Linked DNA regions of Homo sapiens: regions 2 and 3 are each linked to region 1. A link is an interaction called in ENCODE POLR2A ChIA-PET data of the cell type or tissue named here. Cell type or tissue: OCI-LY7. All regions are shown on one strand. Each heading gives the region's core, and the rest is flanking DNA. Links, peaks and the distances in the headings are about the cores only.

Region 1 (10,199 bases), core at 2,404-7,403:
ATTGATTGACAGGATTAAATTGAGGATGATGGTGTGTAGCATGGTGTCTACAGAGCCTTTGCCTGGGGAATCTTACTTTCTTTTCTTTTTTCTTTTTTTTTTTTTTGAGACAGAATCTCACACAACCTCTGCCTCCCAGGTTCAAGCAATTCTCCCATCTCAGCCTCCTGAGTAGCTGGGATTACAGGCACCCACCATCATGCCCAGCTAATTTTTGTATTTTTGTAGAGATGGGGTTTCACCATGTTGGCCAGGTTGGTCTTGAACTCCTGACCTCAGGTGGGGAATCTTACTTTTGATTCTATGGCTGGTAGTTCTACTCTCCTATACCCAACCCTGGCCTGCTACCTAATGGGACTTGTTCATGCTCAAAATAGATTTCTCCAGGACCCTTGAATTATTTTAAGTTTCATTTAGACCATGGTTGGTGTTAAATACTCCACAGAAGTGTCAAGTCATGAAACTACTATGTTTATGACTTGGCTCAACTGGTTGGTTTTTAAGTTTCTATTCATCTAAAATATGCTTTTCTCTGGCAATGAAAATATTGTCAGGTAAATTAAACTGCCATTAAAGCAGCTCTTGACTCAATTCCTGGCCCTGGTAAGCAGAGATGACCTCAGAAACGCAGTTAGGAATCAAATCCAAGCTTGGTGTTAAGAACTACTTTTCATTTTCCCCAGGTCTGTATTTTATCTTTGACTTGATAATTTTAAAAGGAAAGATGTTTGTGAATATTCAGGATGTAATGGATTGCAATAAGGAAAATAAAATTATCCGTATGGTTGCAGAAACACAGCAGATGTGCTGTACCTATCAAGGTGCATCTGCATCTTACAGGCACAAATCACAGCTCAAACGACTAAGAAAAGTACAGCTTCTGTTACTGAAAAGGCCAGAGTCAGGGCAGGCATCACAGTGGCTTGATGCAGTGGCTCAAAGATGGCACCGAAGACCAGCTCCTTCCACGTGGCCTCTGCTTTTCACGATGTCAGCTCCCTTTAGAAGCTGACTCCCCTCTTGCTGGCCACATGGCTGCCAGTAGTTCTGAGGGTTTTAGATCATCACATCCTCGTTCAGCTGGAAGAGAGAGATGAGCAGGGAGAGGGCACATTCCTTTTCCAACCATAGAAAAACTCATGGACTTTCTTCTGTTGTCCTCGTGTTTAAGGGATAAGACCACTCTGCTTGGATTAGTCAAGTCAGGTCTCACCTCTGGAGCTGGGAGTGACGAAGTCTTTCCCATAGCACATTGCCATTCAGCAGGACAGGGGCACCGTGGACTCAGAAGAGGCTCCACGACCCCTGCAGATGCATTTCACAAATTATTTGGATTCATTTTCCCTTTAAGAATTTTCACTGGTGGCCGGGCAAGGTGGCTCACGCCTGTAATCCTAGCAATTTGGGAGGCTGACACGGGTGGATCACCTGAGGTCAGGAGTTTGAGACCAGTCTGGCCAACATGGCAAAACCCTGTCCCTACCAAAAATACAAAAATTAGCCAGGCATGGTGGCACATGCCTGTAATCCCAGCTGCTAGGGAGGATGAGTGGGGAGAATCGCTTGAACCCAGGAGGCAGGAGTTGCAGTGAGCTGAGATGGTGCCACTGCACTCCAGCCTGGGTGACAGCAAGACTTTGTCTCAAAAAAAAAAAAAAAAGAAAAAAAAGACTTTTCATCTATGATATAAAAAATTGGTTAGTTGGATTCAAGATTTTTTTTTTAGCCATAGTATTTGTTATATTTTATATAGGTGGGGGGAAGATGTTGAAATTTGGGGAAACAAATCATAAAATACTTTCTCTGGTTACTAAAATGGAAATGTTAAGCATATTTTCTTCTCTTCTTTGAGAAACAGTAAAATTTATCATTCTCATGGAAGAACAGATGTGAAGTAAAAAATTGAAGTAAACAAAAGTCAGTCATGGAAACATTTACCCTTAACTTTTTATTTCATTCCTTTCCCCTTATTTCCTTCCCAACCATCTACACACAACAAACATAATGGATCTGAGGAAAACTGAAAAAGATGAGCTCGATTTCACTTTGGGAGTTAACTAAGCACCAGATAATTACACTGGTGCTCTCTGGTAAAATCTAGAAGTTCTTCCTGTATATTGTGAATTTCACTTGAGCATCAGCAAGTTTGAGGAAGACCTCCCATGATGAAGGTGTTGGGATAGAGAGGGAGAGCTTGGTTTTTAATCTAATCTTCACGGCTTTGATGTAACGGGGTTTTAAGCTCCCATCCATCACTCCTTGTCACCATTGCTATCCTGGTTAGGAGCCAGTGGCAGAGCTTGGGTTGTTGGGAAAAGGGTGATCATAAAAACTTTTTATGTGTGTATTGATATGTATGTGTGTTTCTGAGTGTATACCTTTGTGTGCAGTGTGAACATGCGTGTGTGCTCTGCCTGTGTTTCTGTGTGTTGTGTTTGTGTCTGTGTGTGTCTACACACTGACAACTACGATCACTCTTTTTACCATCTTTTTGGTAATGCCATAAATAGCTTTTGAGCTAGAAACTTTAGAGGGTCAGCTTTGTACTTTGGGAACACTGATACTTTATTAAAATTATACTTAGTGGATAAAATTACTCAGTCTTGGCATTTCTCTTATACAATGTGCTATTTGAATGGCTAAGCTTTTATGAGTCATTTTTTTTTTTTTTGAGACAGGGTCTTGCTCTGTTGCCCAAGCTGGAGTACAGTGGTGTGATCACAGCTCACTGTAGCCTCAACCTCCTTGGCTAAAGCAGTCCTCTGGCCTCAGCCTCCAAAGTAGCTGGGACCACAGGCATGTGCCACCACACCCGGCTAATTTTTGTATTTTTTGTAGAGATGGGGTCTCGCCACATTGCCCAGGCTGGTCTTGAACTCCTGTGGCTCAGCAAGCCACCTGGCTCCATCTCCCAAACTGCTGGGATTACAGGTGTGAACCACCAAACCTGGCCAGCTTTTATGAGTCTGATGCATTCATCTTATAGTCGCCAACAGATTCTTTCCCACACAGAGGTCCCACATACACGATGCGATTAAACTCCACAGCGTGGTTCACTTACATCAGGATTGACAGTTTGCGTCCTATACTAAAACTCTTCTTATTCACAACCGAGGTTTACTAGAACCTATATGTCTTTGTATCTGGACTACCTCCCAGAAAAGAAGCAAAACACTCGTCTGAATGTTTTGCTGGTAGAATGGGATAGGGAAACCTCTCAGGGTACAGGATCGAGAAACTGCAAAGCTGGATGCCTTCCAGGCACTCTGTCCTTCCTCCCTGGAGGGAGGCTCAGAGATGATCACACTGCAAAGAGGTGAGTGAGGGGCAAAAGGGGAGAAGCCCTCAAGTCAGGGAGATTGGTTGAGTCCCTTTTTCCAGGCTTCACTTTCCAGGCTGAGCACAAACAGGAAGGATGGATTGCCTGTCTCTCTGGCCACAGCCCATGGCTTAGGCTCCCTGCGGGAGTCTGCTGCCTCAGCAGATGGGATATTGGGAAACCAACAGGCTGGGAGTGACATCAGTCTGAAATGGAAAAAAATCCTCCTTGGCCCAGTAAATATCACAATAGGGAAACCAGTGGGTATTTCAAAAACACCAGAAACCCAGAGCAAGGGAGGTGCCATGGATTAAACCTATTTTCTGATTCCCTTCATTCATTTTGCAAACTTCTCACCTTCCCAGCCATTTGGGAAACTCACTGGTCTTGTTCCCAGCCCTTTACCTCCTTTGGAGGCGGAAGTGGAAGCCCAGGCCTGGGCTTCAGTCTCGGTGCGTTACAACCTTCTCTCAGCAGCCTGGCACTTCCTCAAGCTCTTGGCCCTGCAGCTCTTGCGGAACACAGAGTCAACTCTAGAAGCAGCTGTGTAGGGTCGATAGATCTCTGGGGATCCCAGGACTCCTCACAGTTTTTTCAAATAATTTCCTTATAAGGAGGCCGGGAGTAGTGGCTCACGGCTGTAATTTCCATCACTTTGGGAAGCTGAGTTGGAGGATCGCTTTAGCCCAGGAGGTAAAGGCTGTAATGAGCTCTGATCACATCACTGCACTCCAGCCTGGGTGACAGAGCTGGACCCTGTCTCTAAGAAAAAAAAGAAAAAAATCCCATATAAGTTCACTCTATTCAACTTGTCTTCCCTGGGAGCTCTGCCCAGTGCTTCGAACAGCCTAGGTTTTCAGACTCCCCTTCTCAGTGGTGGTTTCCCAGCTGGACTGTTCTGCTCACAAAAGCAAGCACAGGCCATGCTGTATGGTCCAAGCACACTTAGCTCCTGGCAGGACAAGGGCTGTGTATGAGAAATTGTACAAACATCAAACATTTTCCCAAAACGTCCTCTCGTTTTAATAATGAAGAGTTGCATTGGAAACCCATGTGTGCATCCTCCTTGGGGAGGCTGGGGTGGGGTCTTTGTGTCTGGATTCCGCCGCTCCCCTGGGACCCTAATGAGGAAGGGAGGCAGCAGATGTGCAGAGCCCATCTGCCCAGCTGGGGCCCATGTGCTTCCTCCTCATTACCTAGCGGATGTCAACAGCACATGGGGCCAGGCCCCTCCCAGATGTGCCACCATGGAAACCATGCCTTGGGCAGGTCTGCTCCTGATTGCTGAACTGGAACAAGAGTGAAAAAGCTGGAGGCCAAGCTCCCCCATCGTGCCCACCCCTGATTCCTCATGGTACCCTGAGGGGTGTCCAGCATCTGCCCATGCACCCCACAGCCTTCAGGTCCCCACTCTGTCCCATCCCTCTCCAAGAAGCCACCCTTGGAGCCCCCTTCCCGTCTAGAAGCATGCACCACCCAGGTAATTTTTAAAATTTTTTTGTAGAGACAGCATCTCACTGTGTTACCCAAGCTGGTCTCAAACTCCTAGGCTCAAGCAATTCCCCCATCTCAGCCTCCCAGAGTGCCAGGGTTACAGGCATGAGCCACATATCCAACTGAGACTAGAACGGTGTTGCCTTTGATAGCTTTGCAGTGCTATTTTATTGTTTTTGAGACAGAGTCTCACTCTGTTGCCCAGGCTGGAGTGCAGTGGCGTGATCTCAGCTCACTGCAACCTCCCCCTCCCGGGTTCAAGCGATTCTCCCGCCTCAGGCTCCCGAGTAGCTGGGATTACAGGTGTGCACCATCCCGCCCAGCTAATTTTTGTATTTTTAATAGAGACAGGGTTTCACCATGTTGGCCAGGCTGGTCTTGAACTCCCGACCTCAAATGATCCACCCACCTTGCTCTCCCAAAGTGCTGGGATTACAGGCTTGAGCCACCATGCTCGGCTTGCAGTGCTTTAAAAAAATGCTTTTCTAGGGAGTTCTATGTTTATGTCTTTCCGTTACGATGTGGCTCCCCTGGTTTCCAAAGACACCCCATGCCCCAAGTCTTGGCTTTAGCCACAGGCAGTTGTCTCTGGGGATACCTTTAGAAGACGCTTGTGGGTGAGAGCAATTCTTCTTCCATAAGAAAGCCTTGAGGATGCTACCAATGGGTTTTCATCCTGGCTTTGCCTCCATATTGTTCTTCTGGCCCAGGGTGATTTTTTCCTGGTGCCCTCCTCGCTGGAGCTGTTCGCTTCCAACTTCCGGAGTTCCCAGGTGCCTTAGGCCCCACCCCCTCGCTCTTCAAGATGGCCTCTGAGGTGCCTCCTGCATGGCAGCCTTCCTGGCGTTCCCAGGTGGGATTAGACCTATCTTTCCTTCCCTGTTTCTGACCTTAGGTTTCATTCTCTCAAGAACTCTTTGTGGACGTGCTAGTGGCTCTCATGACCCCTCCATAACACATTTGTGTTGGCATAATGTGGTTTTGGAACTGTGCCTTTTCTCAAAAGACATGGTTGCTGGCAATTTTAGGGACTTCAGCGGGATGGTAGGGAGGATGGTGCCCCTGCTCCCTGGGATGGAAGAGGGCAATGGGGAGAGATGGTCCAGATAGAGGGATATGGAATAAGCAGCTCCTGGGCTGCTGGCTCGGTTCCCATCTCTGCGAAGGCCTCGCTGTGGCTGGGATGTGAACTTTGGTCATGACTTGGTTCTAGTAAGGCTGTTACATTATTCATTTGACCAGGGAGAAAGGGTGCTAGGGCCAGGGGAAATTATTATATAATGAAGTATGTGTTTTAGTAAATGGATGAACTCACATTCTAGCTTTGATATGCTGAGTAGATTTTAGCCAGGAAGAAGGAACAAGGCACTGCCAGATTGATTGAGAGGGGGAAGGGGAAGGAGGACCTCACTGGTGGGGCGGAGCTGACAGTGCATTAGGTCACACGGAGGGCACAGCCTTCCATCCGGCAGTCACCCCTCAGAGTCTCAATCAGGCCCTGGATCCTCAGACAAGCTGGCTTTTAAGAGTCTGGCAGATCACACAGTCTGGGTTTTTGTTTCTTCTAAGTGGCATTGTTTCCTGGCTTATAAACATAGCCTTTCCACCTTGGCAATTCATCCCTTCCGGAAAGGGTGGCTGGCACTAAGCTCCAGCCTCTCGCAGCCCTTGGATTGTCTCATCTGGTGCTGAACTCCGAGCACACCAGAGAACACAGAGGCTTGGGCTCTACGAGAAGCATTCTGGCTCTTTTTCTTATTTTAAAGGAAAGTTACTCTAGATCCCAAAGGTATAATCAGATCTATTCTTACACCCTGCTTTGAGGAAGAAGTGGGTAAAATCCAGGCCAGTGGGCGCTTAAGCAAGGAGGCCACATGGTCCCTCTGGGGGTTGCTCAGGCCTTGAGGGCCCTGGAATTTTACCTGGTTTTCGTTGTGCTACATCTTGGTGACAAGCTGTACCTTCAAAACCTCTCGGTATTAGTCAGGGTTTGTAGTTGCAAGCAATAGAAATGGAGTCACCAGGACACTGGAGAATTAGGCTCTGGGCTGACATCCAGGGACCACACCCCAGACTGCTGCAGACCCAGCCTGGTGACCGCTCTGCTGCAACTTTGACCTCAGAGGCTGCAGCCTGGTCCTCTGATTCTGCTGGCTGGCAACACCAGACCACTGTTGTCGGGCCAAGAATGCAAATTTGCTTAGTGGCCACTGTTTCCAGTTCTTCTACTTTAAGCTGCTAGCTTCCCATTCAGTCTTGGGGTGGGGACATACCTCAGATTGTAAGAAGTCAGGTCAGAGCTAATGCCACAGATACAGGAAAGATGGGACTAGTTAGCTACTGATATCATCAGCATCTAGATTGGGAGGTAGGCTCTGCTTCCTCCTGAAACTCAAAGCGAGGAATTCCATAGACATAGAAGGAAAGTTCAGATACTAGGTGGCCAAAAAGAATGACAGATGTCCACTACCCTCTATTAGAGCTGACCTTGACCCCCATGTGCTGCTTCCCAACTTGAGGACATTCACTCATTCTTTCAACGTACATTTATTGAGCACTTATTACAAGCCAGGCACTGTGATTACTTCTGAAAATATAGAGATAGAAGAAATGACTTTCTTCTTAAGTAGCCCACAATCTAGTTGCTAAAATAGACAAGTAAACAAAATTAGAATGGTACAGTAAGTGCTTTGATAGAAGTATGCACTGAGCCACCTCATCAGAGGAGGCAACACATAAATTGAATCTTGAAGGATAATTGGGAATTGCCAGGGCAAAGGAGGGTGAGTGTGTTTCAGGAAGAAGAACTTCACTGTAGCTGCATGTGGTTGCAAGGAACTTGGTGGGCTGGGGATGGAGGGACAGGCAGAGATGGATCATAAGAGCTTTGCATGGCTTGCTGAGGAGTTTGAATTTTATTCTGAAGATTATGAAGACTCTTTGGGGTACAGTGCACCCCCTCCACCAAGGGGCAGCCAGAGTGCTTCATTAATTGGGTCCCAGATCCTGTGCCTCCTGACTGGGTGAGACACCCCCAACAGGGGTTGCCAGATACCTTATACAGGAGTGTTCCTGCTGGCATTAGCTTGGTGCCTCTCTGAGACAGAGATCCCAGAGGAAGGAGCAGGCAGCCATCTTTGTGGTTCTGCAGCCTCCACTGGTGACACCTCCAGGTGTGGGAGGAACCCAGATGCATAGGATCTGGAGTGGACCCCCAGCAAACTGCAGCCACCCTATGGAAGAGGGGCCTGAATGGTAAAAGAAAAACAAACAGAAAGCAACAACAACAACAACAGCATCAACAAAAAAATCCTTACAAAACTCCATCCAAAAGCCAGCAGCCACACAGATTGAAGCTAGATAAACTCACAAAGATGAGAAAGAAGCAATAAAAAATACTGAAAACTCAAAAATGAGAGTGCCTCTTCTCCAAATGATCACAACACATCTCCAACAAGAGCACAGAACTGGGCAGAGGCTGAGATGTATGAATTGACAGAAGTTGGCTTCAGAAGGCGAGTAATAATGAACTTTGCTGAGCTAAAGGAGCATGTTCTAACCCAATGCAAAGAAGCTAAGAACCACGATAAAATATTACAGGAGCTGTTAACCAGAATAACCAGTTTAGAGAGGAACATAAATGACCTGATGGAGCTGAGAAACGCAACACAAGACCATCATAATGCAACCACAAGTATCAATAGCCAAATTGATCAAGTAGAGGAAAGAATTTCAGAGCTTAAAGGCTATCTTGCTGAAATAAGACAGGCAGACACTATCAGAGAAAAAAGAATGAAAAGGAATGAACAACACCTCCAAGAATGATGGGATTATGTAAAAAGACCAAACCTACGACTGACTGGGGTACTTGAAAGAGACGGGGAGAATAGAACCAAGTTGGAAAACATACTTCAGGATATCATCCAGAACTTCCCCAACCTGACAAGATAGATCAACATTCAAATTCAGGAAATTCAGAGAACCCCAGTAAGATACTCCATGAGAAGATCAACCCTAAGACACACAGTCATCAGATTCTCCAAGGTTGATATGAAAGAAAAAATGTTAAGGACAGCCAGAGAGAAAGGTCAGGTCACCTACAAAGGGAAGCCCATCAGACTGACAGTGGACCTCTCAGTAGAAACCCAACAAGTCAAAAGACATTGGGGGTCAATATTCAACATTCTTAAAGAAAAGAATTTCCAACCCAGAATTTTATATCTGGCCAAACTAAGCTTCATAAGCAAAGGAGAAATAAAATCCTTTTCAGACAAGCAAATGCTGAGGAAATACATCACCACCAGGCCTGCCTTGCAAGAGCTCCTGAAGGAAGCACTAAATATGGAAAGGAAAAAGCATTACTAGCCACTGCAAAAACTCACTGAAATACAAAGAACAGTGACACTATGAAGCAACTACTCAACAAGTCTGCAAAATAACCAGCTAGCATGATGATGACAGGGTCAAATCCACACATACAATATTAACCTTAATTGTAAATGGACTAAATGCCCCAATTAAAAGACACAGAATGGCAAGCTGGCTAAAGAGTCAAAACCCATTGGTGTGCTGATTCAAGAGACCTATCTCACATGCAAAGACACACATAGGCTCAAAATAAAGGGATGGAGGAAAATTTATCAAGCAAATGACAACCAGAAAAAAGCAGGGTTGCAATTCTAGTTTCTGGCAAAACAGACTTTAAACTAACAAAGATCAAAAAAGACAAAGAAAGGCATTCATAATGGTGGTAAAGGGATCAACTCAACAAGAAGAGCTATCATATATATATATACACTCAATACAGGAGCACCCAGATTCATAAAACAAGTTCTTAGTGACCTACAAAGAGACTTAGACTCCTACGCAATAATAATGGGACACTTTAACACCCCACTGTCAATATTAGGCAGATCATTGAGACAGAAAATTAACAAGGTTATTCAGAACCTGAACTCAGCTCTGGATTAAGTGGACTTGATATATATCTACAGAACTCTCCACTCAAAAAGAAGAGAATATACATTCTTCTCAGCAACACATGGCACTCACTAAAATCAACCACATAATTGGAAGTAAAATACTCCTCAGCAAATGCAAAATAACAGAGATAATAATAAACAGTCTCTCAGACCAAAGAGCAGACAAATTAGAACTCAAGATTAAGAAACTCACTCAAAACCACACAACTACATGGAAATCGAACAATTTGCTCCTGAATGACTCCTGGGTAAATAATGAAATTAAGGCAGAAATCAAGAAGGTCTTTGAAACCAATAAGAACAAAAAGACAATATACCAGAATTTCTGGGATGCAGCTAAAGTAGTGTTAAGAGAGAAATTTATAGAACTAAATGCCTACATCAAAAAGCTAGAAAGATCTCAA
Region 2 (10,199 bases), core at 1,863-6,862, 1.5 Mb after region 1:
ATTCTGGGGCATATTCATACAACACAATAAACCATGGATCCATGCAACATGAATTGCCAAATATTATGCCCAGTGAAAGAAGCCAAAGTGTGTCCTGTATGACTGTGTATATGAAATTCTAGGAAAGACAAATCTACACAATAGTGACAGAAAATAGATGCCTGATGGGTTGGGGCTGGGGCTGGGAAGAGGTACAGGCCTTTTGGGATGATGGCAGTGTCTCGTATCTTGCTTGTGGTGTGGCTACACAGATGTATACATTTGTCTAAATGCAGCTGACTGCACACCTAAGATATGCGCCTTTTACTGTAAGAAATTTATACTTTAACACAGTTGATTTTAAAAATATCACTATACACGTGCCTGTAATCCCAGCTACTAGGGGGGATGAGGCAGGAGGATTGCTTGAACCTGGGAGGCGGAGGTTGCAGTGAACCGAGATCACACCACTGCACTCCAGCCTGGGCAACAGAGTGAGACTCCGAAAAAACCAAAAACCTACCATAGAAGTCTTGGTCAAGCAACATTCCCACAGATTTGGTTCCAATTCTGTTTCAGATCTTATTTCCAAATTACTTAGCCAACTTACAGGTGTGCATTACCATGCCCAGCTAATTTTTGCATGTTTAGTAGAGACGGGGTTTCACCACGTTGGCCAGGCTGGTCTCCAGTTCCTGACCTCAGGTGATCCACCCGCCTTAGCCTCCCAAAGTGCTGGGATTACAGGCATGAGCCACCACGCCCAGCCAGATTTCACCCATCATTCTTGAAAGCTGTATTATTTCCAAATCTCTAGCCATGGGATCAGAGAAGTCTATTTTACACCTAATGGGTTGCTACTAGAGATATACTTACGCACATAGATTTGTGCTCCAGATTTTCTAAAATGTCATTAGGTATGATTTCACCTGCTACAAACATCAAGCTTTACTTCTGTCATCACCAGTTTCTACACAGAAACCCAATCCATGCGATCTCTTCCTGTCAAGTTTGTTATCCATCAGTCCGCCTGAAGCTTTGAATGTTGAAGTTCCCTTTGGGGAAAATTCCACACCCATTATTCAGAAGTTCCTCATTTGCTATTCAGGATGGTTGGTATCTAAAATACTTCAGATTTCCTTTTGATGTTTGGAAAGGGAAAATTTATTTTAACGAAACTCGAGACAAAGATGATTTTCTTTAGAAAGCCATTTATTTCCTCTAAACAGAAAAAGGCACAGTAAAAAGAAAAAAAAAATCTATTGTGAAGATTATTAACTTTAGATCAACCAGGTTCTCCTTGAAGGACACGGTTGTTTTTGTTTGCTAGTTCAGATCACTGTGTACTTACCTGTTCCAGTGGCCTGTGATTACACATTTAATCCCTACGCTACCAATGACAGGTTAAGAAAAATAAAACACATATGTTGGATTTGCATGAAAGCATTTCATAAAGGTTGATAAGGAAGGTAGGATTAGGCTGGGCACAGTGGCTCATGCCTGTAATCCCAGCACTTTGGGAGGCTGAGGCAGGTGGATCACTTGAGGCCAGGAGTTTGAGACCAGCCTGGGCAACATGGTGAAACCCCTTCTCTACTAAAAATACAAAAATTAGCCAGGCACGGTGGCGCCCACCTGTAATCCCAGCTGCTCGGGAGGCTGAAGTGGGAGGATTGCTTGAGCCCACGAGGTGGAGGTTGCAGTGAGCCAAGATTGCGCCACTGCACTCCAGCCTGGGTGACAGAGCAAGACTCTGTCTCAAAAAAATAAGTAAAATAAAATAACAAGTTTCCCTACCCCACCCCTACCGACCGCGTCTCATCCCCAAATATGCTAAGAAAGCACATGCACAGAGCACCTCAAAGCAAAGTCCCCCAAGATTGAGCAAAACTAAGAAGTGACAATTATGTTTTAAATTTATTTTAAAAGTTAAAATCAAATTGTAAAAAGGCATCCAGATACAGCTCACCCTCAGCCTTTACAAGCATATTATACAACTTATATAACAATATACACGTGAATACTGACTGCAATGATACCCTCTGTTCAAACAAGAACATTGTTTTTCCCATAAGAAAGGGATTGCTCAGACACCAACCTGGTGTTCAAGTTCTGTTGTGACCTATTTCATACACATAGCTGTTTTAAGTTAATGAGATAAATAAATCTACCCTAAATGAGCCATTAAAAACATCAGTTTCAAGTGCTTTCTGGTTCTTATTAATAAATACTTTATTCTTTTCTTTGTTAGAAAAAATTAAAAAGAAAAGCAACCTTCTATAAAGTAGAAGTATACTCCTAAAAGAATAGTTATTAGGACATAACCTTAGGAGGAACACAAGTTAGATACAGCACCTTCCACCCAATTAGAGCAGAATTTTATGAAATCTAAGGCATGTAAATTTTATTTCTAGCTTTTGAAAACCTAAATCAACCATCTCCCACAACAACCTCCCAAAAGTGTTATGTCCCTAACATAATAACATCTTAGGGGAAACCTAAATTACTTTTAGCTACAGCTCAAGCTTCAATACAATAATTCAACCAATTTACCCAATCTTTAGCTAGTATCAACATTCACTTAGGTCAAATGATATTTGGAAAACCAGGTTGCCCAGATGGAAGAATCTCCTGAATGAAACCTTTGCTGTGGTAATTTGCATAGGGGTTGACCTTTCATTTTTTTTTTTTTTTTGGAAACAGAGGTGGGTGGATTGCTAGTGCTCAGGAGTTTGAGACCAGCCTGAGCAACATGGCAAAACCCCATCTCTACAAAAAATGCAAAAATTAGCTGGGCTTGGTCACGCACGCCTGTAGTCCTAGCTATTTGGGAGACTGAGGTGGGAGGACTGCTTGAGCCCAGGGAAGCCAAGGCTGCAGTGTGCCGCGATCGCACTACTGCACTCCAGCCAGGGTGACATAGTGAGACCCTGTCATAAAAAATAAAAAAATTAAAAAAAAAATAATATGAGATTTTACATATTTCTATCACAGGGCTCCACAATAATGTAAGAGCAGACACCTTCTTTCTCTCTATATATATAAACTGAAATGCAAAGTGATTCAGTGGCTTGATCAATTTCAAAGAGTAAAACAGAGATAACAGAATTGAATGAAGAAATCTGGCTTTTAATGTCCGTACATCAAGACTATGTGATCATCATTATCTAGATGGGAAAGTTTTATTATTTGTAGAAATCCAGTGCTAAAAAATACATTTCAGGATCACTTAGTCCAATCTTCCTGATTTTACAGATGAGAAAACTGAAGCCCAGAAGTTAAGCTACTTACCTGGAGTGAGAATTAAGCCAAATTCTTTTGCCTCTGGGTGTTCGTATAAACACTAGAATTTTGTTATGATAAAGAAGTGAACACTCTATAACCAAAAGATACAGAAACATAGCTCTCTGTTTACCTTCCAATTTTTGGGCAAAAACTTCAGTGAATGAAGTAATGCAATCATCCACACTGAGCTTAGAAAAGACAATGATAACTTGGTTTTCCACTTAAATGTCAATGTTAAATGTGGTATCAAACCAACCCAATGGCAGAAAGTAAGCAGGCAAAGCTTATGGGCTTAACAAGCATTTGTTTTTGACGGCGTCAATCAGGAATCAATGGACAATACACAGCCAATCCTTTGCTTTCCAGAGTCACAGGAGGCCAGGAAGTCTGTGGGAAAATGTCTGAAGTTCGGGTTATTTAAGGCTGTTCAGAAATTTAGCATGTTCTTCTCCTCTTGGTAACAGAGTTTCTCCTCCTATCTTTGGACCAGTCTTTTCCTAGAAAAATGAAAATATTTTAATAGGAGATGGTTCCACATTATTAGCATGGGTCACTAAAAGGAGTCAAAAATTAGTACGCAAATGGCATACCTTTAGCATTCCGTCCCGTTCCCATTTGTAGAGGCCACAGTTACTGAAACAGAACAGATGGATTTACTCAGCAGGGTGGTGTAGGCCCACTCATGTAAAGACGACGGTGCTCACTGCACCTGGGGAGAGTAGGCCCCCATTCAAGGAGAAGCTGTTCAAGGTGACATTCGTATTGTATGCCAAATCTGAGGTTATGCTCAAATGCGACAAAAATAAACCTGCAATGACTTGGGAAGTGGTCTGTAGGTCCTTACAAAGCTAGAGGCTTCAGAGATGGAGCTTCAAATGATAATGATGGCACCACAGGGATCCACGCACTGCAGGTAATGAATGCACCCTTGGTTTTTACAAATGATGGTGGTTGGGATGAGACTCAGATTTAAGGAGCTGGCCCTCTGGTGCAGGATAATCTATGTTTGGCCCCTTCCTCCTCTTTTTTTTGGAGCAAAAAGGTTGAGCTAAGAAAGGAATAATCTTCTTTCTAGTCTGGATCATCCTTCTCCCTTTCTCTTTATAACCCAAAAGCCTTTACTCACTTTCTTTTCTTTTCCTTTTTTTTTTTTTTTTGGAGAGATGGGATTTTGCTATGTTGCCCACGCTGGCCTCAAACTCCTGGGCACAAGTGATCTGCCTGCCTCAGCCTCCCAAAGTGCTGGGATTACGGGCGTGAGCCACTGTGCCCAGCCTCTTTACTCTCTTTTTATTCAAAGGGCCCAGGGACTCTTGTTTTGTTTTTATTTTTTTTTAGAGACAGGGTTCACTCTGTGGCCCAGGCTGGAGTGCAGTAGTGCGATCACAGCTCACTGCAGCAGCCTTGATCTTCAGGGATCAAGTGATCCTCCTGCCTCAGCCTCTTGAGTAGCTGGGACCAAAGGTGTACACCACCATGCCCAGCTCATTTTTAAATTTCTGTAGAGATGGGGAGTCTCACTATGTTGCCCAGGCTGGTCTTGAACTCCTGGGCTCAAGTGTTCCATCTGCCTCAGCCTCCCAAACTGCTGGAATTACAGGCATGAGCCACCAAGTCCAGCCCTTCTTGCTCTAGTTTTTAAAATGGTGGGTGACTTCCACCCTGAGAAGGGATGTGAACACTATGGTGAAAACTTATTTCCTATGAAGTTTACTCTGGGAAAAAGAGAGAGAAAGAGAGAAGACATATAATAAAGCTAAGGAAGTATGTCTGCCTGCTTACTTGGATTTCAGAGGGTTGGGGTGGGGTGGGGATGCTCTGCCTGTCTCCCCTTCCCCTTACCTAGCTTAGAGTCTACTCGTTCTCATTAGTCTGTTCTCATGCTGCTAGTAAAGACATACCCAAGACTGGGTAATTTATAAAGGAAAGAAGTTTAATGGACTCAGTTCCACATGGCTGGGGAGGCCTCACAATCATGGTGGAAGACGAAGGAAGAGCAAAGGCATGTCTTACATGGCGGCAGGCAAGACAGTGTGTGCAGGGAACTCTCCTTTATAAAACCATCAGATCTCATGAGACTTATTTGTTTTCATGAGAACAGCCCGGGAAAGACCTGCCCCATGATTCAATTACCTCCCACTGAGTCCCTCTCTCAACTTGTGGGAATTATGGGAGCTACCATTCAAGATGAGATCTGGGTGGGGACACAGCCAAACCATATCACAATTTCTGCCCTGAAAGGTGGCACGCCAGTGGCCTTAGCCCTTACAACCTCCCAACCATCACCTTCCACCTCTAGAGACTGGTTCAGTATCAATGAAGAGAACTCTGGTAGCCTATATGTCGATCAATGATAAAATTGTGAGAAAAAAAAAATCACTATTCTAGTTAGGAGTCAGCAAACTACAACCCCAATCCAGCACATCACCAGTTTTTATAAATAAAGTTTTATTTGAACACAGCCGTGCCCAGTTGCCTGTGTATTATCTATGGTTGCTTTCAGGCTGCACCAGCAGAGCCGTGTGGTTGTGACAGATCATCTGGCCCACAAAGCCTAATATATTCACCACTGACATTTTACAGGCAATGTGTGCTGCCTTCTGTTCTAGATCAAGAACTAGCCAAGCATGGTGGCTCAGGCCTGCAATCCCAGCACTTTGGGCAGCTGAGCCCACTTGAGCCCAGGAGTTTGAAACCAGCCTGGACAACATAGTGAGACCTTGTCTCTATAAAAAAAAGTAAATTAAAAAAATTAGCTGGGTGTAGTGGTGCACACCTGTAGTCCCAGCTACTCAGGAGGCAGAAGCAGAAGGATCGCTTGAGCCCATGAGTTCAAGGCTGCAATGGGCTATGATCATGGCACTGCACTCCTGCCTGGATGACAGAGTGAGACCCTGTCTCAAAAAAAGAAGGAAAAAAAAAAAAGCAACTGACAAAAAGTCCAGAAAAAACATGGTTCTTACAATCACAGTGCCATCTGGAGGCTGAAAGGCATCATGCCCTTCCATTTGTGCCCTGTACTTAATAAACAGAATTTTTTTTAATTTTTCTAACGTTTTCCATAAGCTCTTGCTATAATGACATTTTTAGTCATCTAGTTTGGAAAAAAGTCAAGTATCAATATATAAATAACTACTTAAAAATTATAATCTAGATTGTGAAAAATTGGCAAGCCAGCTCCTGGTAAAGTGATGAACTAGCCCGGCTTCCTGGCTCCCTCCCTCAGATCTCTGGATCGACCCTGGAGAATCTGAAGTGAGAGTGAAGTATGAACTCCAGGAAGTGAACAACAAATGAAAATAAGCAAGCACACCAAAAGGCAGTGATACTATCCCAGTGAGAGCTCTTGACAAGAATAAGAACTCATTGTGGTGAAAGCACTGAGGGGCTGAGGCCAGGGGACCTGTGTGGGGAGGGTATAGGGTGCCCGTGGGCGAAATGTGATGGGTGCTGCCTTGGGCACTGTCATCAGTTAGGAAGCCGAGGAACATAGCGAGCACAGACGCATCCTACAAACACAGAGCCGAGTGAGAAACAAAATCAAATGAGACAGAATTCTGTACCACCTATGTGAAATAAAAACGGCTGCAGAGCAAGCAGTACACGTTCACAAGAAAATTAACAAGAGGATCACAGCAACCATTGGAGAATGGCAGAGGATGGTGCGAAGGGATAGGATGGAGGGAGAATGGGTAAGAAGAGCACGTGAATGAAACAGGGAGGGCACTGGATGGACCTGCGACGGCAACATGCTGCACCAGGGAGGGTTCCTTAACCCAGCTCCAGAGGTGCCATCGTCGTATTCTATGTGAAGGATGTTCCTTGACTGTCAAACACGGCAGCTCTGCCTCCGTATCTGATGTTGCCCCCAAAAGTAAAAAGAGAAACAAAAGACACTTACAACACACACAGTCAGCCTACCACACCTGTGGGTTCAAGCATCCCATCCGTGGGTCCAAAGTATTCGGAAAAACACTCATCATCAGAGTTATCATCTTATACCAGTAAGAATGGCTATTATTAAAAAGGCAAAAAATAACCAGATGCTGGCGTGGATGTGGTGAAAAGGGAATGCTCACACTGGTGGGAATGCAAATTAGCACAACCTCATATAGAAAACATATGAAGATTTCTCAAAGAACTAAAAATAAAACTACCATTCAATCCAGCAATCCCACTACTGGGTATCTACCCAAAGAACAAGAAATCAGTACACTGATTTCTGCACATGTATGTTTATCACAGTAATAGTCAAAATAGCAAAGACGTGGAATCAACCTAAATGCCCATCAAGAGATGACTGGATAAAGAAAATGTGGTACATAAACACAATGGAATACTGCTCAGCCATATCAAAGAATGAAGTCATGTCTTTTACAGCAACATGGATGGAACTGGAGGCCATTATCCTAAGTGAAAAAACTCAGAAACAGAAAGCCAAATACTGCATGTACCCACTTACAAATGGAAGCTAACATGTGTATGCAAGGACACAGAAGGCGGAATAATAGACACCGAAGGGTGGGAGGGGGCGAGGGAGGAGAAATTACTTAATGGGTACAATGTACATTATTTCAGGTGATGGCTACACTAAAAGCCCCGACTTTACTATTACACAAACTATCCAGGTAACAAAATTGCACTTGTGCCCCTTAAATTTATACAAATTAATATATATATATATATATATATATATATATATATATATATATATATATATACATACATACATACATACATGAGAAGCACAATAAAAAATACAATAAAAAACAATATAACAACTATTTGCAGCACTTACATTGTATTAGGTATTATAAGTAATCTAGAGATGATTTAAAGTATATGGAAGGATGTGTGCATGTTATATGCAAATATGACACTATTTTATATCAGAGACTTGAGCATCCACAGATTTTGGTATCCTGTGGGGAAGAGTGCTGTCCTGGGACCAATGCCCCTTGGATACTGAAGAACAGCAGAGTCCTCACAAGCTAAAGACATTTAAAATGATCAAATAACTCTTTGGAGAGAGGAAAAAAATATTATGTGCATCCTAGCCCCCAACAAACACACACATGTTTACCACCTCACCCTATGATTCTTCACTTATTTATTCAACAAACACTTCTGAGGACCCCTTATGGGCCAGGCACTATATTAGGTGTTGGGGACAGCAGTGAAAGGGCAGGGTCCCTTCCTTCCAGGGATTTCAGTTAACAGCTTGAGTCCCAAGGGTAGCCTGGAGCTATAGGAAGGCATGGAATGATCATCCAACGTTCCAAGGGAACAGAATCACAGACTCTGGAAAAAGAGATGAAAATCCCCACGTGGGACAAAGAGCTCCAGGTGATTCTCATACCTGCAGTGCTTGTTCGGGAGTCTGTCCAAGGAGATGCTTCTGTTTCCACAGGGACATTTGAAAAACCTCTTCACACCATCATGCCAGTGGTATTCATGCTGCTCACTGACGCAGGTCTCCAGCAGCTTGAAGTGGGTATAGGCGCACTGCACAGAGCAACAAAAAACCCACACCGCCGGTGAAGAGCCTTTGAGGACAAATGCTCAGCTGCAGTAAGGGCAATCTGCTCCATGACCACCTGGTCTCTCATCACTACCTGGGCCCTTGCTAGGGGACTGGGCCACCTTCGCCTCTTGCTACAGTGACCCGTGTGATTGCCCGACTCCCTCACACTGATACCACCGTTTCTCACGTTTGTCCCAATTTCTGATCAGGCACAAAGTACACAATAACTTTCTGTTATTGTGTAACACGTTCCATGATGACAACAGCAAGGGCAGGAGAGGAAACGTACTGTAAACCCCTAAATAGCTTCGGTCAGTCTGTGCTAGAGTCATTACGGCCCCTTGCTTATATAGGATGCTGAGGCTTGGGATCTATTTAGACTGATCAGCAGCTCTTTCATTCTCTTCTATGATCTATAAAAAGGATATAGGCTTATTCTTACTCCCTATTAGCAGCAAAGCCAAGACAGAGAGATTGAGGAATTCACTTTTAATTCCGATCCTCAGAAGGACCGAGGAGAATGAGAAGGGGTGGGTGAGTAGCAAAACATGTGCAGTAGAGAGCGATGTAACTTCCGGGAATTACACTGAGCTTGATCAATAACTCGACACTTGGACAACCTCAGAAAGTGCAGAGCAGAGTGGTGAGCCCAAGGCTGGCATGACGATGGCCCTCTAAAAAACGTGCACACCCTACTCCCCGAAACTGTGAGTGTGTGATGGTCCAGAGGGAAGGGGAATCGAGGCTGCAGGTGAAATTCAGGTTGCTAATGGATAGGGAGATTGTCCTAGATGATCTGGGTGGGCCCAATGGAATCACAAGGACCCTTAAACGTGGAAGAGGAGCTCAGGGCTGCAAGGTGAGAGCTCAACCTGCTGCCGCTGGCTGCATGGAGGAAGTGAGGGCAGGCAAGAATACTGTGACTCAGAAGCTGGGCCAGGAGATGATTCTCCCCTACTGCAGCCCCGTCTGCAGGAAACCTGGCCCTGGCTACACCCTGATTGTAGCCCTACAGACTTCTGACCTACATAAGAGATAATAAATGTACACTGTGAGGCCAGGCATGGTGGCTCATGCCTGTAATCCCAGCGCTTTGGGAGGCCAAGGCAGGCAGATCATCTGAAGTCAGGAGTTCCAGACCAGCATGTCCAACATAGTGAAACCCCATCTCTATTAAAAATACAAAAATTTGCCAGGCAGTGTGGTGCGTGCCTGTAATCCCAGCTACTCGGGAGGCTGAGACACGAGAATCGCTTGAACCAGGGAGGCAGAGGTTGCAGTGAGCCGAGACTGTGCCACTGCACTCCAACCTGGGCGACAGAGTGAGACTCTGTCTCCAAAAATAAATAAATAAATACATAATAAAATAACAATAAATGTGCATTGTGTTAGGCCACCTCATCTGTGATCA
Region 3 (10,199 bases), core at 2,309-7,308, 260 kb before region 1:
TTCTCTCCTTCCCCAACCCCCGGCAACCACTACTGTATTGGACTCTCTGTCTCCATGGGTTCACCTATTCCGGATATTTCCTATGAGTGGAATCATACAACATGTGCTCATTTCATATCCGGCTTCTTTCACTGAGGATGTTTTCAAGGATCATCCATGTTGCAGCACGTGTCACTTCTTTTTATGGCCAAATAATATTTCATTGTATGGCTAGACCACATTTTCCTGATTCGTGCATCAGTTGATAGACATTTGAACTGGTTCCACCTTTTGGCTAGTATGAAGAATGCCGCTGTGCCAGCTGGGCGTGGCAGTGCCCGCCTGTAGTCCCAGCTATTTGGGAGGCTGAGGTAGGAGAATGGCTTGAACCCAGGAATCTTGATCGCACCACTGCACTCCAGAGTAGGCGACAGAGCCAGACTCCGTCTCCCAAAAAAAAAAAAAAAAGAATGCTGCTGTGAACAGTCAGGCACACATTTTTTGTGGCCATCGGTTTTCACTTATCTTGGTGGCACACTCCTGTAGTCCCAGCTACTGGGGAGGCTGAGGCAGAGAATTGCTTGATCCCAGGTGGCGGAGGTTACAGTGAGCCAAGATTGCACCACCGCATTCCAGCCTGGGGGACAGAGCAAGACTCTTGTCTCAAAATAAAAATAAATAAATAAATAAATAAATAAATAAATAAATAAATAAATGGAAGTCTTCAGCAGCTGTTTCCCCAGCGACCTTGTATTTTATCATCACTTGTATTTCTCTCTCCATGAGCAAGAATGATCTCAACATATAATTGAAAGTGCTAACATATCACAAGGAACATCTATTAGAAATTGGGTAGCATCTCCATTCTGTTATTTTCTACCCGAGGGAAGAGGTAACAGCTGAGTGCCTGGTGTGGTTCAAATTACTGTGGGATTCCATTACCATTGTATTTTAATGGATATATTTGCAGGAAGCATTTACTATGCAGCTCACATGTATTTGCTTTATTTGGGATTTTATATGAGACTCAGAAGTCACTGGGATATATTTCTTTTTCAGGTTTTTATTTCAGGGCAATAATGGAACTATCTTGTACACAGGGGACTTCAGATTGGTGCAAGGAGAAGCTGCTAGAATGGAGCTTTTGCACTCCGGGGGCAGGTACTGGGCCTCGTATAGGTGGTTTTTTGTTTGTTTGTTTGTTTTGTGAAACGGAGTGTTGCTCTGTCGCCCAGGCTGGAGGGCAGTGATGTAATCTTGGCTCACTGCAACCTCTGCCTCCAGAGTTCAAGTGATTCTCCTGCCTCAGCCTCCCAAGTAGCTGGGATAACAGGTGTGTGCCACCACACTCAACTAATTTTGTATTTTTAGTAGAGATGGGGTTTTGCCATGTTGGCCAGGCTGGTCTTGAACTCCTGACCTCAGGTGATCTGCCAGCCCTGGCCTCTCAAATTGCTGAGATTACAGGCATGAGCCACTGTGCCTGGCCCCTTGTACAGTTCTTATGTGTATGACTGAATAAAGTATTATTGTTCTGGCCATAAACAGAACAATATTGTTCTGGCCATAAACAGGTGTGGTGGCTCATGCCAGTAATCCCAGCAGTTTGGGAGGCCGAGGTGGGTGGATCATTTGAGGCCAGGAGTTCGAGACCAGACTGGTCAACATGGTGAAACCCTGTCTCTACTAAAAAATACAAAAATTAGCAAGGAGTGGTGATGCACACCCGTGATCCCAGATACTTGGGAGGCTGAGGCAGGAGAATTGCTTGAACCCGGGAGATGGAGGAGGTGGCAGTGAGCAGACATTGCACTTCAGCCTGGGCAACAGAGCGAAACTCCATCTCAAAAAACAAAAAAAGTTACACATAATTTATATCACATTGGATGGCTAACATCAATTTTTTTCTTCTTTTCAAAGACATCCAAAGTGTATATTTAGATACTATGTTGTGTGATCCAAGATTTTACCAAATTCCAAGTCAGGTAAGTCTGCCTGGAGGAAAAGGGTTATCATCTGGGTGTGCCCGTGTTTTTAGTAGGAAGTTTGTAGGGTGACAGGTCATATCCTAACTGTCCCCGTAGGTGTGAGTACCTGGGACTGTTGGGAAGGAAAAGGCTATGTGCGGCTCTCCACCTGTTAAATGTCTCTTTAAAATCCTGTCTAGGAGGAGTGTTTATGTGGAGTCTTAGAGCTGGTTCAAAGCTGGATCACTCAGAGCCTGTACCATGTTGTGTGGCTGAACTGCAAAGCGGCTTATGGCTATGAATATTTGTTCACCAACCTTAGTGAAGAATTAGGAGTCCAGGTATGGTGACTGTTCATTCTTTTTTTTTTTTTTTTTTTTTCTTTTTTTGAGAGGGAGTCTTGCTATGTCACCCAGGCTGGAGTGCAGTGATGCGATCTCGGCTCACTGCAGCCTCCACCTCCCGGGTTCAAGCAATTCTCCTGCCTCAGCCTCCTGAGTAGCTGGGATTACAGGTGTGAGCCACCATGCCCGGCTAATTTTTGTATTTTTATTAGAGACAAGGTTTCACCATGTTGGCCAGGCTAATCTTGAACTCCTGACCTCAAGCTATCTGCCTGCCTCGGCCTCCCAAAGTGCTGGGATTATAGGCGTGAGCCAGTGCTCCCAGCATATTCATTCTTTTCTCTTGCTCCCTTCCATCCTCCCAGCTCACCTTTCCTCCCCCTCCTTGCCTGCTAAATAACTGCAAACAGGGACAGATGGAAGCACCCTATCAAGACGTGTCTGCAGCAGAGGTTCGCGGGCCCTCTGAAGGAATATATCATCTTAGTTCAGTCACATCCTCCTGGGAGAAAATTGACAGAAGCCCAAATGGCTTACAAGAGCCTTCAGTGAAATGCCCCATAGACAAAGTATTTTTCCCAAACTTTGGGTCATGAAATAAATTTAGCGATTGTGACCAGCATTGAAAATAAATTTGAACAAGGAGATATGGGAGTGGATTTTTTGCAGTACATGCTCCTCTGTTGCATGTCATGTATATGCCTTAAAGATGATTCTTGATTTTTTATTTTATTTTATTTTATTTTTGAGACTGTCTTGCTCTGTCACCCAGGCTGGAGTGCAGCAGTGGCATGGTCTCGGTTCACTGCAACCTCCGCCTCCTGGGTTCAAGTGATTCTCTTGCCTCAGCCTCTGAAGTAGCTCAGATTACAGGCCTGAGCCACCACACCTGGCTAATTTTTGTATTTTTAGTAGAGATGGGGCTTCAGCATGTTTGTCAGGCTGGTCTCGAACTCCTGACCTCAAGTGATCCACTGGCCTCCGCCTCCCAAAGTGCTGGAATTACAGGCATGAGCCATGGCGCCTGGCCGAGGGTAGATGATTCTTGATTGTTTTTGTCTGTGTGGATTACTGCTTTATTCCTCGCATTTAGAATAAAGCTCGACACACAGTAGGTGTACAAGAACATTAATTGAATTTCCCTTGAAGGACTGAAGGACAATATTAACATCATTAAATGACATCCCTGAGCCGAGTCTCTGTAATTTTTCGCTTCCGTCAGTGATGGCAGCGATCCTGACCAGTCAGCCTTGTGCCTGTTGACATGCTGGCAGGATACCAGAGTGCACTGAAATAGCCAAAAACTGCTTTTCAAGAAAGAAGAGAGGGTGAATTCACTAACTGGGTGTTTTGCCCTGAGTAATTAACCTTGAACAATTTATAGGAAATACAGTTCAAATAATTTGCCCGTACATATTATTTTCCTTAGATTCATGTCAATAAGCTAGACATGTTTAGGAACATGCCTGAGATCCTTCATCATCTCACAACAGACCGCAACACTCAGATCCATGCATGGTGGCACCCCAAGGTACATGTGTGAGTGGCTCGAGACCTCCAAAAGTTTCCCACCAGAGACCTAGGCTGCGTGTTGCTCTGGTAGGTTGATGAGCTTTGGCTGGGACACCCCACGGCAGTCGGGTGCACCAAGGGAACGGATTGCCCTACGCCCACACCTGGAGGACTGTGGGTATAAGGTGTCCAAGAAAAAAGCTCAGATCTGCTGACAGCAGGTATGTTCCTTGGGATATACTATCTGACAGGGGGAATGCAGCCTCGTATCAGAAACAAAGCAGGTCATTTGCCATCTAGCAGAGCCTAAGAGCAGAAGGCAGGTGAGAGAATTCTTAGGAGCTGTGAGGTTTTGTAGACTGTGGATCCCAAACTTTGCAGTATTAGCTAAGCCTTTGTTTGAGGTCACAAAGGAGGCGGGGACCGGGAACCTTTTGAATGGGGATCCCAACAACAGCAAGTCTTTCACGAGTTAAAGGAGAAACTTATGTCAGCCCCAGCCCTGGGGCTACCTGATCTGACAAAGCCTTTTACATCGTATGTGTCAGAGAGAGAAAAGATGGCAGCCGGACTTTGAACCCAAACTGTGGGGCCCTGGCCGAGGCTGGTGGCCTACGTCTCTAAACAAGTAGACGGGGTCTCTAAAGGATGGCCCCCATGTTTGAGGGCCTTGGCAGCAACTGCCCTGCTAGTACAAGAAGCAAATAAGCTGACTCTTGGGTAGAACCTGAACAGAAAAGGCCCCCCATGCTGTGGTGACTTTAATGAATACTAAAGGACATGATTGGCTAACGAATGCGAGACTCACCAAGTACCAAAGTGAAAATCCCCATATAACCATTGAAGTTTGTAACATCCTACACCCTGCAACCTTGCTCCCACTATCAGAGAGCCCTGTCAAGCATGATTGTGTAGAAATGTTGGACTCGGTTGACTCTAGCAGACCTGACCTCCGGGTCCAGCCTTGGGCATCAGTAGACTGGGAACTATAGGTGGACGGGAGCAGCTTCATCATCCCGCAAGGAGAGAGAGGTGCAGGGTATGCAGTGGTAACCCTGGACACTGTTGTTGAAGCCAGATCGATGCCCCAGGCCACTTCACCCAGAAAGCTGAACTCATTGCTTTCATTCAGGCCTTAGAACTCAGTGAGGGTGAGACTGTCAACATTTACACTGATTCTCGGTATGTCTTTTTAACCCTTCAAGTGCATGGAGCGTGATAGAAGGAAAAGGGCCTATTGAACTCTGGGGGAAAAGGCAGAAAATAACAACCAGAAATCTTGCATTTATTAGAAGCAGTATGGAAACCCCACAAGGTGGCAGTTATGCATTGCAGAGGACACCAGCGAGCTTCCACCTTGGTGGGCTTGGGGAATTCCCGCGCTGACTCAGAGGCTGCAAAAGCAGCATCTGTCCCCTTCCGGGCATCAGTCATAGCCCCTCTGCTCCCTCAAGCACCTGATCTTGGACCTGCTTATTCTAAAGAATAAAAGGACTTTCTCCAGGTAGAGGGAAGGACAAGTGATGGAGGAAGGATGGAGTCAGTTACCAGATGGGAGCGTAGCTGTGCCACAGCTGTGAGGAACTGCAGTTGTACTGGCACCCATCTATGTCAGGAGTCACTTGAAAAGTTGTTAGGCTGGTATTTCTACATCTCACATTTGTCAGCTCTTGCCAAAACGGTGAGGCAGTGGTGTGTCACCTGCCTACAGCCTAATGCGAGGCAAGGTCCAGCCGTTCAGCCCAGTGTACAAGCTTATGGAGCAGTCCCCTTTGAAGATCTCCAGGTAGACTTCACAGAGATGCCAAAGTGTGGAGGTAACAAGTATTTACTTGTTCTTGGGCGTACCTACTCTGGGTGGGTGGAGGCTTATCCAACACGAACTGGGAAACCTCGTGAAGAAACCCGTGTGCTTCTTCGAGGTCTGATTCCTAGATTGGGACTGCCCTTCCGGATCGGCTCAGATAACGGGCCTGCATTTGTAGCTGACTTGCTACAGAAGACAGCAAAGGTATTGGGGATCACACGGAAACTGCATGCCGCCTCCCAGCCTCAGAGTTCTGGAAAGGTGGAGCGGATGAATTGGACTATCAAAAATAGTACTATTGTCTTCCCCTCTGGATATGTAAAACACCACCACGAGGGGCGTCAAACCACCTGCTAAATTTGAGGGAATGTTATCCTCTTCCCCGCTCCCCCGGCCCCAGATATTAGAGACAATAACACACGGGTAATGTACAACCACTGCTTTATTGGGAGTAATATCATCTCCTCCCTTCTTGGATATTAGGAACAATATCACACTGTGCGTGTACGCCTGTCGCGAAATTCAATGGAATGTCATCCTGTGCTTCCCTGGATATGATGAACAGTAAGTATCACGGGGGATGTACAACTTCTGAGATATTGGGAGTGACCTCATCCTCTCCCATCTGGAACTTAGGGACAGTATCACAAGGGTAGTGTACACCCTCTGTGACATTAGGATGAATATCATCCTCCCGCCCACTGGATATTAAAAACCGTATCACAAGGGGCGTGCACACACACTTCGATATTGGTATGAATACCATCCTCTCCCTCTTTGGATATTCAGTGCAGTATTTCAGGTGGGGAATACACTACCTACAATATTGGAAGTAATATGATTTTCTCCCACCCAGGATATTGGAAAGAATATCACGGGGGGTGTGAACAACCCCTGCGATATTTGGAGTTATATCATCGTCTCCCCTCAAGAATATTAAGAACAATATCTTAGGGGTGGGGGTTGTACACTCCTTTTCATATTCGATATCATCCTCTTCCCCCTTGGATATTAGGAACAATATCAGGAAGGGATGTACAGACCCTGCGACCTTTGCTGTCATATAATTGTCTCTCCCCTAGATATTAAGGAAAATGTCACGGGGGATGTGAACACCCCTGCGATATTCGGAGTAGTATCATCCTGTCCAACCTTGCGTATTGGGAACAACATCACAGGTGGGTTGTACTGCCTCTGCGATATTGGGAGTAAAATTTTCCTCTCTTCCCCTGGATACTAGGAAGGGTATCAGAGGGGGAGGGTACACATTCCCTGCGATATTCAATGTCACCTTATCCTCTCCCTCCCAGGGTATTCAGAACAATAGGACAGGAGGGGTGTACACACCCTGCGATATTGCGAGTCATATCATCCTCTTTCACTCTGGATGTTAGGAACAATCTCACAGGGTTGTGTACGCCCCCTGCGATATTGGGAGTAATATCATCCTCTCTCCCTGTGGATATTAGGAAGAGTATCACAGGGCTGTGTAAACGCCCTGCGGTACTGGGAGTAATATCATCCCCTCTTCCTCTGGAGATGAGGAAGATTTTCACAGGGGTGTGTACACCCCCTGCGATATTGGGAGGAACATCATCCTCTCCACCTGGGAAATGAGTAAGAAGGACACAGGGGCAGGGTGGACTCCTCCTGCGATATTGGCAGTAATGTCATCCTCCCCAAACCTGGATGTTAGCAACGAGATCACAGAGGGGGTGTACACACCCTGCGATATTGGAAGTAATATGATCCTCTCCCCAACTGGATATTGGGAAAGATATCACAGCACGGGTATACATTTCCTACACTGTTGGAAGTAATATCATTCATTTCCTTTCTGGATATGAGGAAGAATATCACAGGGGTGCTGTACAATTATTTCCATATTGGGAGTACTCTCATCCTCTATTTTCCTGGATATTGGGCCCAATAACACAAAAAGGTGTACAACCCCTGCAATATTGGGAGTAATAGCATACTCTCCTTCCCTGGATGTTAGAAAACAATATCATCAGGGCTGAACACCCCCTGCGATAATGGGAGTCATATTGACTCTTTCACAGGCCATTTGGAACAATATCACAGGGGTGATACACCCCTGTTTACAAACAGGGGTGGTTTACACCCCCTGGGATATTGGGAGTAACATCATTCTCTCCACTACAGATATTAAGAACAATATCCCTGTGGGAGGTGGTACACCCCCAGTGATATTGGGAATAATGTCATCCTCTCCTTCCCTGGATATTCGGAACAATATCACAAGGGGGTGTACACCTTCCGTGATATTGGAAGCAGTATCATCCTCTCCCTCACTGGATATTAGAAAAACATATCACTCATGGTGTACAGCCACTGTGATATTAGGAAGAATATTACAGGGTGTACACCCACTCTGACTTTAGGAGAAATAGCTCCCTCAAATGTCACAAATAATACCACAGGGTATACAGTGATATCTCCCTAGGATATTACAAATACTATCACAGGGTGTATACCCACTGTGATAACAGGAGTAATATGTCCCAAGGATACTACCAAGAATATCACAGGGCTGTAAACCCACTATGACATCAGGAGTGATATCTCCCTAGGATATTATGAGTAACATCACAGAATGTACACCTATGGTGTGCACCCATGGTGATATTAGGTGTAATATCAACCCAGGGCATAACCAATAAGACCACAGGGAGTACATACATGAGGTACACCCACAGTGATGTTATGAGAACTATCTCCCTAGGATAATACGAATAACATCGCAGAGTGGACACACATGGTATACACCCACTGTGGCACTAGGACTAATAACTTTCTAAGATATTACGAATAGCATCACAGAATAGAAACACATGGTGTACCCCCACTGTAACGCTAGGTGTAATTTCTCCCCAGGATATTACAAGTAACATCTCAGTGCGTGCACACATGGTGAACACCCGCTGTGACATTAAGTGTAATATCCCCCTAGGATATTACCAATAACATCACAGGGTGTCCACCCATGGTGTACACGCACTGTGATGTTAGGGATAATATCTCCCTGGGATATGATGAATAATACCACAGGGTGTAGAGAAACTGTGATATTAGAGGTAATATCTCTCTAGGAGATTATGAATAATATCACAGGGTGTACACCCACTGTGATACTGGGAGCAATATCTCTCTAGGATAGTACAAAGAATATCACAGAGTGTACACCCACTGTGATATTAGGAGAAATATCTCTCTGGGATAATATGAATTATATCACAGAGTGTACACTCATGGTGTACATCCACTTTGATATTAGGAGTAATATCTTCCTAGGACATTACAAATAACATCACGGAGTGTACACCCACTGTAATATTAGGAATCGTATCTCCCTAGGTGATTACAAATAATATCAAAGGGTATACACCCACTGTGATATTAGGAGTAATATCTTCCTAGGGTATTATGAATAATTTCACAGTCTGTACACACATGGTGTACACTCACTGTGATATTAGGAGTAATTTCTACCTAGTGGATAACAAATAACATTGCAGAGTGTATGCCCACTTTGATATTAGCTGTAATATTTTTCAAAGTTGTTACAAATAAGATCACAGGGTGTACAAACATGGTGTACACTCACTGTGATATCAGGAGTCATATCTCTGTAATATATTATGAATAATATCACAGGGTGTACACCCACTGAATTATTCAGAGTAATATCTCTGTAGGATATTACTATTAATATCACAGGGTGTACAGTCACTGTGATATTAGGAGCAATATCTTTCTAGGATATTACAAATAATATCACAGGGTGTACGCCCACTCTGCTGTCAGGAGCAATATCTCCCTAGGATATCAAAAATCCTATCACAGGGTGTCCAATCTCTGCCTTCCAGGTTCTAAGGGATTCTCCTGCTTCAGCCTCCCGAGTAGCTAGGGTTACCCCCCACCACGCCCAGCTAATTTTTTTTTTTTTATTTTCACTGGAGACGGGGTTTCACCACCTTGGCCAGGCTGGTCTGGAACTCCTGACCTCAGGTGATCCATCAGCCTTGGCCGCCCAAAGTGCTGGGATTACAGGTGTGATCCATGGCACTCGGCCAAGAGTTATATATTCAATTCATTTGGAAACACAGCTCCCATATTTGAGTGTGCATGTACTTTTTTGAAGAAATGATGTCAGAAAACCTCAGGATGATAATAAATATGAAAAGTAACTGGCATGTGAAAAGGTGTTCCGATTAAGAACTCTAAGTTTCGATTTCGTTTTTAGATAATGTGGTCCTAGCTCTTGTATCGTCCTTTTACATATTCTACATCAAAGGAATTTGTAGCACGGTGTCAGAATAAAACAGAGTGTATTTCACAGCTTCTTAATTTCTTTCAATTAGACTGAGATCTTTTTCTTCAAGAGAGAAGGACATTTTCATTGCATTGTATTTTTTCTGAAAAGAGTAGGCCGTATTTTACTGAGATCACGGATTTGTTATATATGACGTTTTGGTCTCCTAACATTCTCTAGTGGATTTTCTCTAAAGTAGTATGTACAGAAAGAGTTCAATAGCAAAAAAGTAAATCATGTAATAATTCTGAGAT

The links. Peaks named below come from ENCODE experiments on the same cell type or tissue, not always from the same donor. Only the 100,000 strongest peaks of a DNase experiment are listed, where the experiment ranks them.
Region 2: POLR2A ChIA-PET joins it to region 1 with 18 read pairs; 1 of 35 experiments calls an interaction of 5 or more read pairs at or near these places.
Region 3: POLR2A ChIA-PET joins it to region 1 with 5 read pairs; 2 of 35 experiments call an interaction of 5 or more read pairs at or near these places.

What each region holds. Positions count from the first base shown.
Region 1 is chr10:14,745,404-14,755,602 of GRCh38, reverse strand. All of the region lies in intron 1 of FAM107B (family with sequence similarity 107 member B), which reads left to right. Among named protein-coding and RNA genes, the nearest start is that of FAM107B, 24 kb to the left of the region's middle. RefSeq lists an enhancer at 3,221-4,138. In OCI-LY7, for the core only: no CTCF peak of the experiment used is centred there; DNase peaks (open chromatin) are centred at 3,822, 4,512 and 6,252; H3K4me3 peaks cover 2,585 bases; H3K27ac peaks cover 3,769 bases.
Region 2 is chr10:13,202,789-13,212,987 of GRCh38, reverse strand. MCM10 (minichromosome maintenance 10 replication initiation factor) reads right to left here. Exons shown (of 20, transcript NM_018518.5): 18 at 8,624-8,769; 19 at 3,855-3,897; 20 at 1,878-3,761. The coding sequence ends at 3,678. Among named protein-coding and RNA genes, the nearest start is that of UCMA, 26 kb to the left of the region's middle. In OCI-LY7, for the core only: a CTCF peak has its summit at 6,264 (motif pointing left); a DNase peak (open chromatin) is centred at 6,247.
Region 3 is chr10:15,008,992-15,019,190 of GRCh38, reverse strand. ACBD7-DCLRE1CP1 (ACBD7-DCLRE1CP1 readthrough) reads left to right here. Exons shown (of 8, transcript NR_144471.1): 5 at 1,039-1,140; 6 at 1,900-1,964; 7 at 2,147-2,287; 8 at 3,720-4,119. It also overlaps the pseudogene DCLRE1CP1. Among named protein-coding and RNA genes, the nearest start is that of OLAH, 30 kb to the left of the region's middle. RefSeq lists an enhancer at 5,223-5,282. In OCI-LY7, for the core only: no CTCF peak of the experiment used is centred there; no DNase peak of the experiment used is centred there.